2 separate regions of the Homo sapiens genome follow, and region 1 is linked to region 2. Evidence: chromatin loops called from intact Hi-C (ENCODE). Cell type or tissue: PC-9. All regions are shown on one strand.

What was found. A loop is a pair of places that touch in the nucleus more often than their neighbours do. Peaks named below come from ENCODE experiments on the same cell type or tissue, not always from the same donor. Only the 100,000 strongest peaks of a DNase experiment are listed, where the experiment ranks them.
Region 1: it touches region 2 in a loop (9-fold over the local background); 3 of 110 quality-filtered maps call a loop at or near these places.

Annotation. Positions count from the first base shown.
Region 1 is chr2:62,352,357-62,360,356 of GRCh38, forward strand. No RefSeq gene overlaps it. Among named protein-coding and RNA genes, the nearest start is that of TMEM17, 150 kb to the right of the region's middle. In PC-9, no CTCF peak of the experiment used is centred here; DNase peaks (open chromatin) are centred at 2,605 and 3,035; H3K4me3 peaks cover 943 bases; H3K27ac peaks cover 2,347 bases.
Region 2 is chr2:62,302,189-62,310,188 of GRCh38, forward strand. No RefSeq gene overlaps it. Among named protein-coding and RNA genes, the nearest start is that of MIR5192, 100 kb to the left of the region's middle. RefSeq lists enhancers at 865-944, 1,015-1,084, 3,096-3,623, 3,624-4,149, 3,715-3,784 and 3 more. In PC-9, no CTCF peak of the experiment used is centred here; DNase peaks (open chromatin) are centred at 2,743, 3,053, 4,913, 5,653 and 1 weaker place; H3K4me3 peaks cover 3,823 bases; H3K27ac peaks cover 7,403 bases.

The sequences.
Region 1 (8,000 bases), 50 kb after region 2:
GTGGGGGGACCTTTACAAATGGGAATTTTCTTTGCAGAAAGGAAATGTATGTCCTGCTTGTAGTCAGATAGGAGGAAGGCAGAGGGCTCTTCCTGTGTCTGCTGCTTCAGCTCAAAAATAATCCTTATACCAAAGTTATATATTTTGAGGTACCATATCTGATCTCCTTCACTGAGATATTTTATACTTTCTTCTTTTTCTCTTCCTCCTTCTTTTTCCTTTTTGGACCTAGTGTTAAGTCAGGGAGAGTTATAAAAGTCCAAGTGGTAGGCCAGGCACTGTGGCTTACACCTGTAATCCTAGCACTTTGGGAGACTGAGGCGGGCGGATCACGAGGACAGGAGATTGAGACCATCCTGGCTAACATGGTGAAACCCTGTCTCTACTAAAAATACAAAAAATTAGCCAGGTGTGGTGGCAGGCGCGTGTAATCCCAGCTACTCAGGAGGCTTGAGATAGGAGAATCGCTTGAACCTGGGAGGTGGAGGTTGCAGTGAGCCGAGGTCCCGCCATTGCACTCCAGCCTGGGTGACAGAGCGAGACTCTGTCTCAAAAAGGAAAAAAAAAAAAGTCTAAGTGGTAAAGTTTGTTTGTTTTCTGGTTCTGTAATAATTTTTGTTTTATTACATCATGATTAGAGAATGGTGTCTCAGGCCAGGCATGATGGCTCATGCCTGTAATCCCAGTACTTTGGGAGGCCAAGGCAGGGGGATCACTCAAGCTCAGGAGTTTGAGACCAGCCTAGGCAACACAGTTAGACCTCACCTTTACTAAAAATAAAAAAATTATCGAGGTGCGTATGCCGGCACACACCTGTAGTCTCGGCTACTGAAGAGGCTGAGGTGGGAGGATCACTTCAGCCTGGGACTTTGAGGTTGTAGTGAGCTATCATCACCAATGCACTCCAGCCTGGGTGAAAGAGTAAGACCCTAGAGAAAAAGAGAGAGACAGAGAGTAGGGAGAGGGAGAGAGAGGTGTCTTTATTCCTTTTGCAATGTAACTACTTTTGGGATTTATTGAAGTTTTTGTGACATAATTACTGTGCAGTCAATTAATTTTGAAAACGTTCCATAGATACCTCACAATAAAATAAGTTTTTAGTCTTTAGATTATAAATTTGATATATAAAAAGGAGCTCTATTGAAAAAATATGTTATTTGGGTCTACCTTATGACCATGGCCTAAAAGAGAGGTAAATTAAACTCCCTAACTGGTATGTTTCTATAAAAAGCAGTACAAAATTGCTTTGTATAGTCTTAATATTAATTAGATAATTATTAATTAGTGGTAATGTAACCACAAAACAGATTCACCTTGCCTGCTGCCAAGTATTATTTGTTACTTAGATACTAATAAGAATTAATAAAAATATCAATTGTGTGAATTTCCCAACCTTATTATTAAAGAACTATTGTCTCATTTAATGATTTTTCTTTTTTAACAGAATTCACCCAAGTCTAGTATTAAGATCAGAATCTCTGCTAAACTTTTTCTTTTTTTTGAGATGGAGTCTCACTCTGTCACGCAGGCTGGAGTGCAGTGGCGTGATCTTGGCTCACTGCAACCCCTGCCTCCCAGGTTCAAGCGATTCTCCTTCCTCAGCCTCCCAAGTAGCTGGGACTACAGGTGCGTGCCACCATGCCAGGCTAAGTTTTTTTTGTATTTTTAGTAGAGATGGGGTTTCACTGTGTTAGCCAGAATGATCTCAATCTCCTGACCTCGTGATCAGCCTACCTCGACCTCCCAAAGTGCTGGGATTACAGGCGTGAGCCACTGTGCTCCGCCTAATCGCCGCTAACCTTTTACGCTTGCTTGGTAAGAACACATTTTTCTCAGCCTTTTGTATTCAAACTTTCTTTTTTTCTTTTTCTTTCTTTTTTTTTTTTTTTTTGGAGACAGGGTCTCACTCTGTCACCCAGGCTGGAGTACAGCGGTGCCAGTTTGGCTCACTGCAACCTCCACCTCCCAGGTTCAAGCTATTCTCCTGCTTCAGCCTCTTGAGTAGCTGGGATTACAAGTGTGCGCCACTACACCTGGCTAATTTTTGTATTTTTAGTAGAGACGGGTTTTGCCTTGTTGGCTAGGGTGGTCTTGAACTCCTGGCCTCAGATGATCCACCTGCCTCGGCCTCCCAAAGTGCTGGGATTACAGGGGTGAGCCACTGCACCTGGCCACAACCTTTCTTAATCATTTTGTTTTATCATTAGGTTTTACTTTGTGATTAAATATGAGAATGTCTTTCAGCAGGTGATTGTCATATCAACAAGCAAGTCATCTTACTTGTTGATATGACAATTATGTGTTGGTCTATTATCTTTGCTTTATTATTGTTTGTGTTTTTAGTGATAATTTGAAAGGTGTGTATTATTTTTGTTCTAGTAGCTACCTTTATCACTTTTTTAAGAAATAATTTTTAGAAAACGATAAAGACATAACCCTCATGTAGATACAAGAATGAACATGTGTTGAAGATTTTATTTTTCTCCTTAATTAGCAAGGGAACCAGTCAGGAATGATAACTCTTTCAAAGGAAAAAGTCAAAGGAACACAAATTTAAATGGACAAAGAGATTGAATTACAAATGGAGGCAAACTGGTTTTTCCACAAGGGAAAGAACTCAAAGGAAACTCTCCTAGGTAATACAGTTTGCATATCTATCAGTCACCTACGATTTACAAAGAGATGCAAAATAGCTCAAAGACAATGAACAGGACCAAAAAATGCAGTTTTTCATTGAAGTACAAAATTGCTTCTTATAGTCTTAATATTAATTAGATAATTACTAATTAGTGATAATGTAACCGCCCAACAGGTTCACCTTGCCCGCTGCCTAGATGGAGCTGATGTATCAAGACAGGGGCACTGCAAAAGAGAAAGAGTTTAATTCATGCAGAGCCAGCTGTACGGGAGACTGGAATTTTATTATTATTCAAATCAGTCTCCCTGAAATTCGAGGATGGCGGATTTTAGGATAATGTGATAGGCAGGGGCCAGTGAATCAGGAGTACTGATTGGTTGGGTCGGAGATGAAATCATAAGGAGTCAAAGCTGTCCTCTTGTGCTGAGTCAGTTCCTGGGTGGGGGCCACAAGACCAGATGAGCCAGTTTTTTGATCTGGGTGATGCCAGCTGATCCATCAAGTGCAAAATATCTCAAGCGCTGATCTTAGGTTTTACAATAGTGATATCATCCCCAGGAGGGCCAAAATCTTTCAGCCTCCATCTGCGTGACTCCTAAACCATAATTTCTAATCTTGTGGTTAATTTGTTAGTCCTGCAAAGGCAGTCTAGTCCCCAGGTCAGAAGGGGAAGGGCATTGTCCTTGTTTGGGAAGGGACATCATCCTTGTTTCAAAGTTAAACTATAAACTAAGTTACTCCCAAAGTTAGTTTGGCTTATGCCAAGGAATGAACAAGGACAGTTTGGAGGTTAGAACCAAGATGGAGTTGGTTAAGTCAGATCTCTTTTACTGTAATAATTTTCTCAGTTATAATTTTGCAACTACAGTTTCAGTAATACTCTTAATCTTCTGTTTCTTTAGACATATCTATCAATTTTGTTTATAGGATGAGCAGCTAATTCCAGTTTCCCTGGGAATTTCCTGGCTTCCACACTGAAAGTCTCTCATCGTGGGAAACCCCTCAATCGATGGAAAACCAGGACCGTTGGTCACTGAAATTTTCTACTATAAGAAATGATAGAATTATTGTAGTTCTACTTTGTTCCATTTTTTTTTTTTTTTTTTGAGATGGAGTCTTGCTCTGTTGCCCAGGCTGGAGTGTAATGGTATGATCTCGGCTCACTGCAACCTCTGCCTCCCGGTTTCAAGCGATTCTCCTGCCTCAGCCTGCTGAGTAGCTTGGATTACAGGTGCCCACCACCACGCCCAGCAAATTTTTGTATTTTTAGTAGAGACGGGGTTTCATCATGTTGGTCAGGCTGGTCTTGAACTCTTGACCTCAAGTGATCCACCCGCCTTGACCTCCCAAAGTGCTGGGATTACAGGCGTGAGCCATCATGCCTGGCTCCACTTTTTTCCTGAGGAAGTTTTTATTATTTATTTATTTTAAAGATAGGGTGTTGCTCTGTCACCCAGGATGGAGTGGAGTGGTGCAATCACGACTCACTGCAGCCTTGACCTCCCGGGCTCAAGTGATCCTCCTGCCTCAGCCTCCCAAGTAGCTGGGACTACAGGTGCATACCACTAAGCTCAGATAAATTTTTTATTTTTTGTAGAGATGAGATCTCCCTAAGTTACCCAGGCTGGTCTTGAACTCCAGGGCTCAAGTGGTCCTCCCACCTCAGCCTCCCAATGTGCTGGGGTTATAGGAGTGAGTCACTGTGTCTGGCCATGCCCAGCTAATTAAAAAAAATTCTTTTACAGAAGGTGTCTCACTGTGTTGCCTAGGCTGATCCAGAACTCCTGGCCTTAAGTGATCGTCTCTCAGCATCAGAAGCTTTTTTTTAGATAATAGTGGTACAAAACCTTGACTATACCTGAATAAGTTTTTTAAAATTCGGATGCTTGGGGCCCAACCCCAGAAATTCTAATTTAATTGGTCTAGGATATGGCTTGGCCATCTAGGATTTTAAAAGTCTACTCAGGTAGCTCTAATGTTCAGGCAAGGTTGTGAATTGCCAATATGTAAAGATATGGAGCCATCTGCAAGATGTATTGAATGCAGAGTAGTGTATACAGACGGCCTCTGACATACAGTGGCTTGACTTATTATGATTTCTGACTTTATAATGGTATCCATACAACCATTCTGTTTTTCACTTTCAGTACTGCATTCAATAAATTACATAAGATATTCAACCCTTTATTATAAAATAAGCATTGTGTTAGATGATTTTACCCAACTGTGCACTAAGTGTTTTGAGCGCATTTAAGGTAGGCTGGGCTAAGCTATGGTGTTTGGTAGGCTCAGTGTATTAAATGAATTTTTGATTTACGACATTTTAAACTTACAATGAGTTTATCAGGACGTAGCTTAATTGTAAGTCGAGAAGTATCTGTATAGCATGTCACCACTATGTAGAAAATGGAAAAGAAAAAGAAAATATTTATATATTTCCGTATATGTACATAAACCATCTCTGCAAGGACGTAGAGGGAACTGGTAACGTTGGTTGCTGCCAGGTATGTGAACTTAGGGAGTAGGAGGGAGATTTTTCACTGTGTACTTTTTGGACCTTGTGAATCTATTATTAATGTTTTAAAGTTATTTTAGGCTGGGCGGGGTGGGGTGGCTCACGCCTGTAATCCCAGCACTTTGGGAGGCCGAGGCAGGCGGATCACTTGAGGTCAGGAGTTTGAGACCAGCCTGGCCAACATGGCGAAACCCCGTAAAAATACAAAAATTAGCTGGGTGCTGTGGCGAGCGCCTGTAGTCCCAGCTACTAGGGAGGCTGAGGCAGGAGAATCACTTGAACCTGGGAGGCTGAGGCTGCAGTGAGCTGAGATCACACTATTGCACTCCAGCCTGGGCTACAGAGTGAGACCCTGTCTCCAAAAAAAAAAAAAAAAAGTTATTTTAAAATTCTACCTCTTTAATCTAAAAAAAAAATTTTAGTTTTCTGAAAAAGTAGGTATATAACTAGACAATATGAGCTCTTCTTTTTTTTATTTTTTAAATTTTTTAATATAATTTTTTTTTTTTTTTGAGACAGAGTTTCTCTCTGTCACCCAGGCTGGAGTGCAGTGGCGCTATCTTGGCTCACTGCACGCTCTGCCTCCCGGGTTCACGCCATTCTCCTGCCTCAGACTCCTGAGTAGCTGGGATTACAGGTGCGTGCCACCACGCCCAGCTAATTTTTGTATTTTTAGTAGAGACGGAGTTTTGCCACGTTGGCCAGGCTAGTCTCGAACTCCTGACCTCAGGTGACCTGCCTGCTTCGGCCTCCCAAAGTGCTGGGATTACAGGCATGAGCCACCGCGCCTGGCAATCTCTTCTATTTTTTTAAACCCTCCAAACCACAGAAATTTTAAAAAGAAAAAAGAGCTTTGCATAGAAAACATTTTTTAGGTAAGGAAATTAAAACACACAACATGCACACACATGCACAACAAAGGGACTTTAGGCAGTAAAACTATGTCTCTTTTATTTCTTATTTTCTTTTGAAAAATATAACCATATTCATTATTTTTATAATTTTTAAATATTTTATAATTCAATATTTTTATAATAAAAAATAGAAACCTAACAATCCTGTTTTTTTGTTTTTTTGTTTTTTTTTTCTTGAGACGTAGTCTCGCTCTGTTGCCCAGGCTGGAGTGCAGTGGCGTGATCTGGGCTCACTGCAAGCTCCGCCTCCTGGGTTCACGCCATTCTCCTGCCTCAGCCTCCCCAGTAGCTGGGACTACGGGCGCCCACCCCCACGCCCGGCTAATTTTTTGTGTGTTTTTAGTAGAGATGGGGTTTCATCGTGTTAGCCAGGATGGTCTTGATCTCCTGACCTCGTGATCCGCTCACCTCAGCCTCCCAAAGTGCTGGGATTACAGGCTTGAGCCACCGCACCCGGCCAATCCTGTTTTTATGTAGAGACAAACTTTCCCTCTACTGGAGTGAGTAGGCTTTGTCCTGCTAGTGTGGTGGCCTTTGTGCCTCTCCCTTCCTGGGCCACTTGGTATCTTCTCTTCTTGCTCAGAAGGAAGCCCGACCACTGAGCCTTCAACATCAGCCCCGCTGCCTCATGGGAGAGGGTTTGGGGGCTGCTACCATTGGAGCTGGGCAGCTGCCAGTGGATGCCCAGGCAAACTCTACTGATTGTCTCTCACATGAGGGACACTGTAGGGGAGAATAAAACTTTTCCTCTATCCCCTGAATGTTCCATAATTGAGTCTATGAAATAAACTGACAGTGGACAGATTAACAGGAAAAAAGATATACAAATTTATTATGTGGACCAGGTATCACATGAAAGAAAAGTGAATACCTCCCAAACCCAGTGAGATCTAGAAGCTTATTTACTTGCTCGCTCTCTCTGTTTTTTTTGTTTGTTTGTTTTGTTTTGTTTGCAGGGACTCAATCACTTATTTAATTATTTATTTTATTATTTTTGAGACAGGGTCTCACTCTGTAGCCCTGGCTGGAGTGCAGTGGTGCAATCACGGCTCACTGAAGCCTTGACCTCCCAAGCTCAAGCAATCCTCCCTCCTCAGACTCCTGTGTAGCTGGGACCACAGGCACACGCCACCACACTTGGATAATTTTTAACATTTTTTGTAGTGATGGAGGTCTCACTATGTCGCCTAGGCTGGTCTTGAACTCCTGGGCTCAAGTGATCCTCCCGCCTTAGTCTCCTGAGTAGCTGGGACCACCGGCACACACCACCACACTTGGATAATTTTTAACATTTTTTGTAGTGATGGGGATCTCACTATGTTGCCTAGGCTGGTCTTGAACCCCTGGGCTCAAGTGATCCTCCCTCCTCAGCCTCCCAAAATGCTGGGATTACAGGTGTGAACCATCGCACCTGGGTTGGAAGCTTATACGCTCTCTTCATATGGGAGAGTGAGGGGTAACGTGGGCAACTTGGAGAGTAAATGATTTTGATTTGGGGGGAAGAAGAATAGATGACAGCCTGTGACAAAGTCTGTCTGGGCATGGTGTCAACCTTGTCTCTTCTGTGGTGTTGTTAATCTTCCCTGGTTGATGAGATCCCCAGGAGGTGACTAATGACAACTGAATTTCTTTTTTGAGGATATACCTTTAGACAGATGAGGGAACTTCAGAAAAAGTCCGTGTCTGTACTTCGGGGAAGAAAGAGGGGTGAGAGGCAGGAGAGCAGAAGAAGGTCAGAGAGGCCTTGCTTCCTCTTTAGTTCAAAGCACTCAGCATGCCAAAGCACCATACTTTGGGGTATGATTTTCTGTTTTTTGTTTTTTTGTTCTTTTTGTTTTTTGTTTTTTGTTTTCAGACAGAGTTTCACTCTTGTTGCCCAGGCTGTAGTGCAGTGGCACAATCTTGGCTCACTGCAATCTCCGCCTCCTGGGTT
Region 2 (8,000 bases):
TTCTGTACTTGGGAGAGAGATTTCTCCCAATCTAGATATCTGGATATGTTTATCTTTTTCATGTTGTGTTTCTTGCTTTTTTTGTTCGTTTTTGAGACAGAGTCTCACTCTGTCACCCAGGCTGGAGTTCAGGGGTGCAATTATGGCTCATTGCAGCCTCCACCTCCTGTGCTCAATTGATCCTCCTGCCTTATCCTCCAGAGTAGCTGGGACTACAGGCGTGCGCCACTACACCCTGGTCATTTTTTCTATTTTTCATAGAGACAGGGTCTCACTATGTTGCCCAGCCTGGTCTCGAACTACTGGGCTCAAGTGATCCTCCTGCCTTACCCTCCCAAAGTGCTGGGATTACAGGCATGAGCTGCCGCACTCAGCCTGTTTCTTGCTTATTTTCCTTCTCTTCTTTCTCCTACTCTGCCTTCTCCTTCTTGGTGTTCTTCTTTTTTAAAATCTAGTATGTTGGCTTAGCCTTCATGCTGTCTCTTTTAATTTTGCACAGGTAAGTCTGATCAGACTATCTAACGCTCTGAGAGTGTGAGGACGAATTCTTTTTGACACCTTTTCTAGCTACCTGTCATTTCCTCAATACTAGAGTTTGGGGACTGGGTGGTACTTCCTTCCTGCTTCCTGAGCTCTGAGGGTCACATGGACAGGTGAAGGACAGAGCTGGGCCTGGCTCCCTCCTGACGTGGGCTAGCATCCCACACCTGGGTCTGCTCCACTTGGCAGGCACATGTCCCCTCCTGGGACTTCAGCTCATTCCCTTGGACAGCACAGAGTTCTGAACAGCAGCAAGTCCAGCCAGCCACTCCTCCAGCCGCTGCTGGCTTCTGTGATGGTGCCCAGGGGCTCCTCCTCTCTGGAGCTTCTCCTGGACTCCCCAGGCTGCCTTTAGCATCTTGGCCCTCTTTGTGCCGAACTGAGAGGTGCTGGTGACCCTTCTTGGGATCCTGTTCTCTTACCTTCCCTCATTTGGCTTCAGCTATGTGTGTGGGAGAGAGACAGCTAACATTCCATTCTGAGACCCTCTATTTCTTCCCTCTTGACACCTTTTCAGTCTTATGTCATAAGGTTGTACTATTTTCCATGTGTGGTTGCCTCTGGTTAGCTTTTGACTTTTTTGTTTTTGTTTTGTTTTGAGATGGAGTTTCACTCTTGTCACCCGGGCTGGAATGCAATGGCACAATCTTGGCTCACTGCAACCTCTGCCTCCCAGGTTCAAGCAATTCTCCTGCCTCAGCCTCCCAAGTAGCTGGGACTACAGGCACCCGTCACCACGCCCGGCTAATTTTTGTATTTTTAGTAGAGCCTATTGTCCAGGCTGGCCTCAAACTCCTGACCTCAGGTGATCTGCCCGCCTCAGCCTCCCAAAGTGCTGGGATTACAGAGATGAGCGACTGCACCCTGCCAGCTTTTGACTTTTTTCAAAAAAATTATTCTTTGATCACCTTATGATGTGCCAGGGAGAAGGAGGGGTGCTTCTGGCCTCGCTTGTGCCACCCTTACCCAAAATCCAGGCACATGTGCTGTCGAGGCTCCACGCAAGACCCCAGGAACTCCTGGGTCTTTGCTACCGCCAGAGGGTTGCACCTGCTTCTCAGACAGAAGACCCCCGTCTCATGGTTTCTCTTTCTCAGGCCTCCAAACCCCTGGTTATTTCATCTTTGAAATGAGTGTTTCATATGCAATTAACCTATGTTGAAACTTTACCAACTCTAAAGTGAAATTATACTTCCTTCCTACATCTAACTCTACCTAACCATAGAGTTCCCCTCCCGAGTATTTCTGAAAGTTTCCCAGGGACAGCTTTGCACAGCTCCAGAAAGTATCTCTCACTCTCACTCTACCCTTTTCTTCTTGCTGCCATGATTCTGCCTCTGTAGCTTATGGGACTGGCGACTTAGTGACTCTGCCAGGCCTTGGGAAGGAGACATTGCCCTCCCCAACCCCCCACAGCTCATCTGACCACAGGTTCCACTGAGTTGGGGCATAAAGAAAGCAGCCTTAGAAATTTCCATCTGCCTCCAGAGGAGAAGTGTCTTGTACCCAAAGGCCTCCATTTGGCAGGGGCCACTTTAGCTCCCACCAACAGCAATATACAGGCCCCCTTTCTCCACAGAGAGAGGAAGAAATCCCTCCCTTTCCAGCCCACAACACTCTTCCTTGCCTGCCTTGGGATGACAGACCATGAGGACACCCCTTTCTGTTAGGGGCAATCTCCCTCCTCCCTCCACACCTGAAGGTGTGGTCTGACCCTTTCCCCTCTGAGAAAATAAACCACCATCTTAGTGTCCAGTCTGAGTGTTTTGTTGTCAGAGCCTCAGGCCCGTCTAGGCAGCATTGTTCCCTCCCAGCGCATCGTTACAGCCTTTCCTCCAGCCTGAGGTGAGGAGAGGGTCAGGTCTTCCAACCTCTGGTAACCCCATCTCCCAGGAACAAATGTTGGACAACAAAGCACTCATGTCACCCAGGAGCCAAAGGGCAACCTCAACCAAGATTTTAAAAAATGGACACCTTAGAACATGTGTCTAATTTGTTTGGGGGCGGTTCTACCCATAAACACAATTAATGTTTCCTAACAGGACCCATAATGACTTTGCTCAGAATCACCCCACGTGGGCTTCCTCCAGAACAGCGGAGGCTTCTTGCCTCACAACAGGCGGCCTGCGAATGCTGCCCAACATGGTTAAAATGTGAGCACGCTGGCGGCTGACTCACAGGAAATGGTTCCCAAGGCTATGCCTGAGATAAGGCTGGCTTCTGGAGGCCTCTTTGCAGAGGAACCAATCCCACCCCAACTCCCTGATTGGATAATAAGACTCAGAAGCTCCAGTTCTCCCCTTCCTATGTGGCTTTGCAGGTTCTGTGTCTGACTGGACTGCCACTTTTCTCACGTACCTGTGGTCTGTGCTACAGAACATCCTAGCCACACAAGAAAGGTGGGAGCAGTGGGTGGCTTGAGGCCAACTGAGGTTTCAATCCAGTTCCTCTCCCCTGCCACCTGCCTTACCTGGTGCTACCTCTGCAAACACCACCTGCTGGGACAGTGTGGGTGGGAGGGGCTGGTGAGGAGGATTATTTCCTGTTACTGCCTTGGGGAAGCTGCTGAGGGCATTGCTCACGCCTTTGATCTGGGCATAGAAGGAAGCCACCTGCCCTAGCCAAGGTTTTAGTGCAATGACCAGATGAGAGGCTTCAGGTTACCTCGGGGCCCTGAGTCTGGAATCCAGAGTCACAGAGAATGAGGGAAAGTTGTGGAATCATTGGTGGAGACAGGATTGGAAACCTCTTGCAGCCAGAAAAATCACCATCACAGAGGGAGACTAGAAACCATCTCTGGGCCTGAACCTATCTTTGCTCCCGCCTTTCTTGTGCGGTCAGGTGGTTCTGGGACAGTAACCTCAGGCAGGTGAGAAAAGTGGCAGTGCAGTCAGACAATTCACAGAGGCCAGACGGGACAGGGAGAACTGGAGCTTCTGAGTCTTATTATCCAACCAGCCAGGCAGTGGGGGTGGGCTTCGCTCTTCTCTGCAGAGAGGCCTCCAGAAGCAACCTTATCTCAGGCACAGCTTATGAAGCTCTTTCCTGTGAGCCAGCCACCAGTGTGCTCAAATCTTAACAAACAGCATGACCTTTACTTAATAAAGGCCTGGGGGAAAGCCAGGGCAAGCGTTCCCACTTTAAAGTGCTTCATAAACGACGTGGCACCTGCAGTCACAAGGATGACATGATTAGCCTGCTGTCACCTGAGTCATTTTTTCCAGATGTGGTGAGGGGCAAGGCAGCCAGCTGGTGTCATGGAAAAAGCTCTGGATTCGAGTCTCGGTCAGATGTTGGCTACCCACTCAAACTGCTGCCGTGGCAGCCCTGCCTCCTTGCACGGCCGTTTCACATCTCTGATGTGGGAGATGAAGAGGGGTATGATCCATGCCTGGTATTTTGCAAACAGAATGCATGCATTCATAGATATGAGAGCACTGAAAAAACCCAAGCTCTTGATTCGGCAGCCAGACTGTGTAGGGGGATGTTCACTAGACTTGGTGTTTAAAGACTCAGGTAGGATCCAAGCTAATTCTATTTTTTTTTTTTTTTTTTTTTTTTTGAGACAGAGTCTCCCTCTGTCACCCAGGCTGGAGTGCAGTGGTGCGATTTCGGCTCACCGCAACCTCCACCTCCCGGGTTCAAGCAATTCTCCTTCCTCAGCCTCCCAAGTAGCTGGGATTACAGGCATAAGCCCCCAGCCTGGCTAGTTTTTTGTCTGTTTGGTTGGTTGTTTTTGTTTTTGTTTTTGTATTTTCAGTAGAGATGGCATTTCACCATGTTGTCCAGGCTGGTCTCGGACTCCTGACCTCAAGTGATCCGCCCACTTCAGCCTCCCAAAGTGCTGGGATTATAGGTGTGAGCCACCATGCCCAGATGGATCCAAACTAATTCTTAGTCATGTAAATCTAAGCAAGTGACTTAGTGTCTCCGGATCTCAGTTTTCTCCACTGTGGAATGGAATGGTTATAATCACCCTGCACCCGGCTCTCCTGAGAGGTAGATGAAATCAGATGGGGATGCATGGGAAGTGCTGTGGGGGCGGCGTACTCCGATGTTATTTGATGCTGTCTAAGGTTAAGCCTTCTTATTTGGGCTACTAGGGCAGAGCCCATCTGGGCCTCCCAAGTCCATTCTCTTTCAAGAGAAGAGAGCAGCTGCCAGTTGCCCTGGTAACCCAGACCAGCAGCAGGCTTCCTGCAGGGACTTTCCTGCCCTGGCACAGTTGTCAGTTTCCCTTCTCAACCTTAGCTGAGGCCGAAAGTGTGGTGGAGACACAGGTTTCTCAAGCAGGGCCCTCAGCAGAGCACACCGTGCCCACTGGCATTATTGCCACAACTTCTCCTTGCTTTGTGGAAGAGAATCTGGTTACACATCTTACTGGTTTTTCTGCTTTCTTTCTGTGACTCATCATGTTTGTGAATATTTCAGGTAAACACTTGGAGGGGGCAGCCTTCTTGGCTCAGTTTTCTGCTCTCTGTGTTCTCTGTGCCAGGCTGGTGACCCTCCTCTCTGTGTCCAGCCCCCTGTCCCCTGGAAATAGGTAAGGCATCTGAGATTGCTGGCTGCCTCGTCTGTCTTCAGCCAGGACCTGAGGGGTTTGTCTCTGTAGCAGTGGAGTTCATTCACTGCTATCCTTTGTGAAGAGTGGAAGCTGCCCATTTCTCCCCTGCCCTTCCTGACAGGAAACTAGCACTGGCTGAAATTTCTCCAGGGCTGACCTGCCTCTCGGTGTCCTGGTCCCATGTTCAATATAAAAGTCCTATGAATCGCCACAGTCTTCAGGAGTAACACTTCCTATTCCCAGAAAGTCAGGACCAGCCTGGGAGGACTTCGCACCTTCCTGGGATTTGCTCTTTTGACCATCCCCTATCTGTTTTCCTGTAATTATCTGCTGTGAAACTTACAAAACTAAAATGCCATGAGTGCTTATCTACGGGGCAACCAAAAAAGAGAAGGCCTTGAACCTGAGTCCCTCTGTACATGTGGGTTTCTATGAGGGGTGGGTAGGCACTGCCTGATGAGGGGGCAAGAAAGCCTAGAGCTGACAGGGCACCAGGGAGGGGCCGAGGAGCCTGCCTAGCAAGGAGACCTGTGGGCGAGTCCCTGATCTGTGCCAGCCAGGAAGTTGTAGAAGGCAGGGAGCAGTTGCCATGCTTATGTGATTCTTGTAGGAGTGGTCCCTGAGATTAGTTGGAAAGGCCCTTTATCAAGGATCGGAGCGCTATCCAAACTCTTGGTTCACAGGAATAATAAGTGTAAAAGCATGTAACATCCCTCGTAGCTGTCCTTTATCGACGTTTCCTCTGTGCCCTGCCTTATCTCATGCTCATGTTAAACCTGGGAGGTGGTAGTTTTATCATCACCATTTTACAGAAAAGGAAAACCAAAGAGCAACCACGTGGGCTAGGAATGTCGCATCCGAGTGGCTTTTACAGAAGCGTGCTAGATGCCAGGTGCCCTGCAAGGTGCTTTCCCAAGTACCATCTGGAATCCTCAGAAGAGGTCTGTGGGGTAGGCTCTATTATCCCTGCTTTATAGGTGAGGCCCATAAGGTCTGCAGAAGGTGATGTGCCCAGGGTGTGAGTGCAAGTCTGTCTGTCAACCCCGCTGCAGCTTTCTGCAGCACAGAAAGCTGGTCCAGCTCTTCAACTGGTTAGAAGGCTGGTTAGAAATCAGCCACAGGTCCCTGTCACATCCCAGACCATCACAGACCTCCGTGCTGCTGGAGGATGGCAACCTGCTCTTGACTGGCTCTCCCACCCTCTAATCCCTAAGCAGGCCTGAGAGAGAGGAAGGAAAAGGGAACACCTGGCCCAACAAGGGGCTTGGACCCGGGTCACCTGTACCTACCATGTTTACTTGCACAGTCTCCTCACCTTCTGTACTTATTCTGAGGGTGCATGAGCTTGGCCATTATAAACCAAGGAGACAAACTTATTTATTAGCTGCTGTGAGTCCTACTCTGTGCCTTTCCTGCTCACAAAATCTCTGTGAGGCAGAGAGCAATCCCCATTCCACAGAAGCAGGAATTGAGATAGAGGGGTCACGAATGAACCTCCCGGGTTCAAGCAATTCTCCTGCCTTGGCCTCCCGAGCAGCTGAGATTACAGGCATGCACCACAATGCCTGGCTAATTTTTTGTATTTTTAGTGGAGATGGGGTTTCACCATGTTGGCCAGGCTGGTCTCGAACTCCTGATCTCAAGTGATCTGCCCAACTTGGCCTCCCCAAAGTGCTGGGATTACAGGCGTGAGCCACTGCACCCAGCCGAGGTTCATTCTTACACTTAATAAAAATACACATATCAGACAGTCTGCTTGATGATTTATATTTTTTGTAGCTAAGGTCTTGTCAGATCTGAGTAGAGCATCATGTTTTTCAATAATCACAAGAGCTAGCTTTTATTAAGGGCTTACTGTGTCCAGTGCTGTTCTAAGCATGTCACATACTGTATTAATTCACTTAATCCTCACAACTGCCCTCTGAGGTGGCAACTATTATTATCCCCATTTTGCAGATGAGGAAACAGAGGCCCAGGGAGGTCAGATAACATGCCCATATAGCTAGAGAGTGGCAGAGCTGGGGGGAACCCTGTCGGTCTGGCTCCAGAGCCCATTGTATAGCAGCCACCTCTGCCCACCCTGGCCTGGCTAGGCCTCAATGCCAGAAACACACCATTCTCTATCTCCTGGAGGGTAACAGAGCTGCCATTATCCCAGGAGGCAAGGCTGTCCCAAGAGCATAGACCAGTAGTAGGGTTGGTTGCCAGCTTCTAGGTGTCGCCTCAAGGCTCCTTGCTGCTTCAATTATTATTCTAATAGTTCTGAGCTAGGCATGAGGTAATCTGAGCTTTTAGACCTTGGCTATTTCACTGAGGTTTGCTGTGAGGCTTCAGTTTTGTCATCTAAAACAGCACTGTCCTTCTAGAGTTGCTGTGAGGACAGGAGAGGAGTCTGCCAAGCACTTAGCAGGGGCCTGGAGGGCAGAAAGCATTCAGTGATGGGGAGGAGAGGAAAGCTCACAGAGCCTCGGTCCACGTGGCTCAGCTCTGTGCTGGAGCTGCGATGCGGTCAAAAGACCATGAAACAAAACGTGATTTCAAAATAACTCAAGTCTTTCACGTGTGTTTCTCACACCGATAAGTGAACGTAGTCCTTCGTTAGACTGCACTCGATTCTCACGGTGGCCATGTGAGAGGCACAGTTCTTCTTGCACGTCCCCCTCCGTCTTCTCCCACACATGGCTCTCACTTGCTGCAGGGGCTCCCGGTCTGGCTCTCAGTTTCCGTTTCCTCTGATTTTTATCTCACAAATGGCTGGCAGGGCGGGGCTCCTTCCTTGGAGGGTGGGCTCCAGGAGGAACTGAGGAGAGTGTAACCAGGACCCTCATTAGGGGCCATGGGGGTGGGAAAGGTTGGGAACTCGCCAGTCATTTTTATCCCATCACATGAATTATTA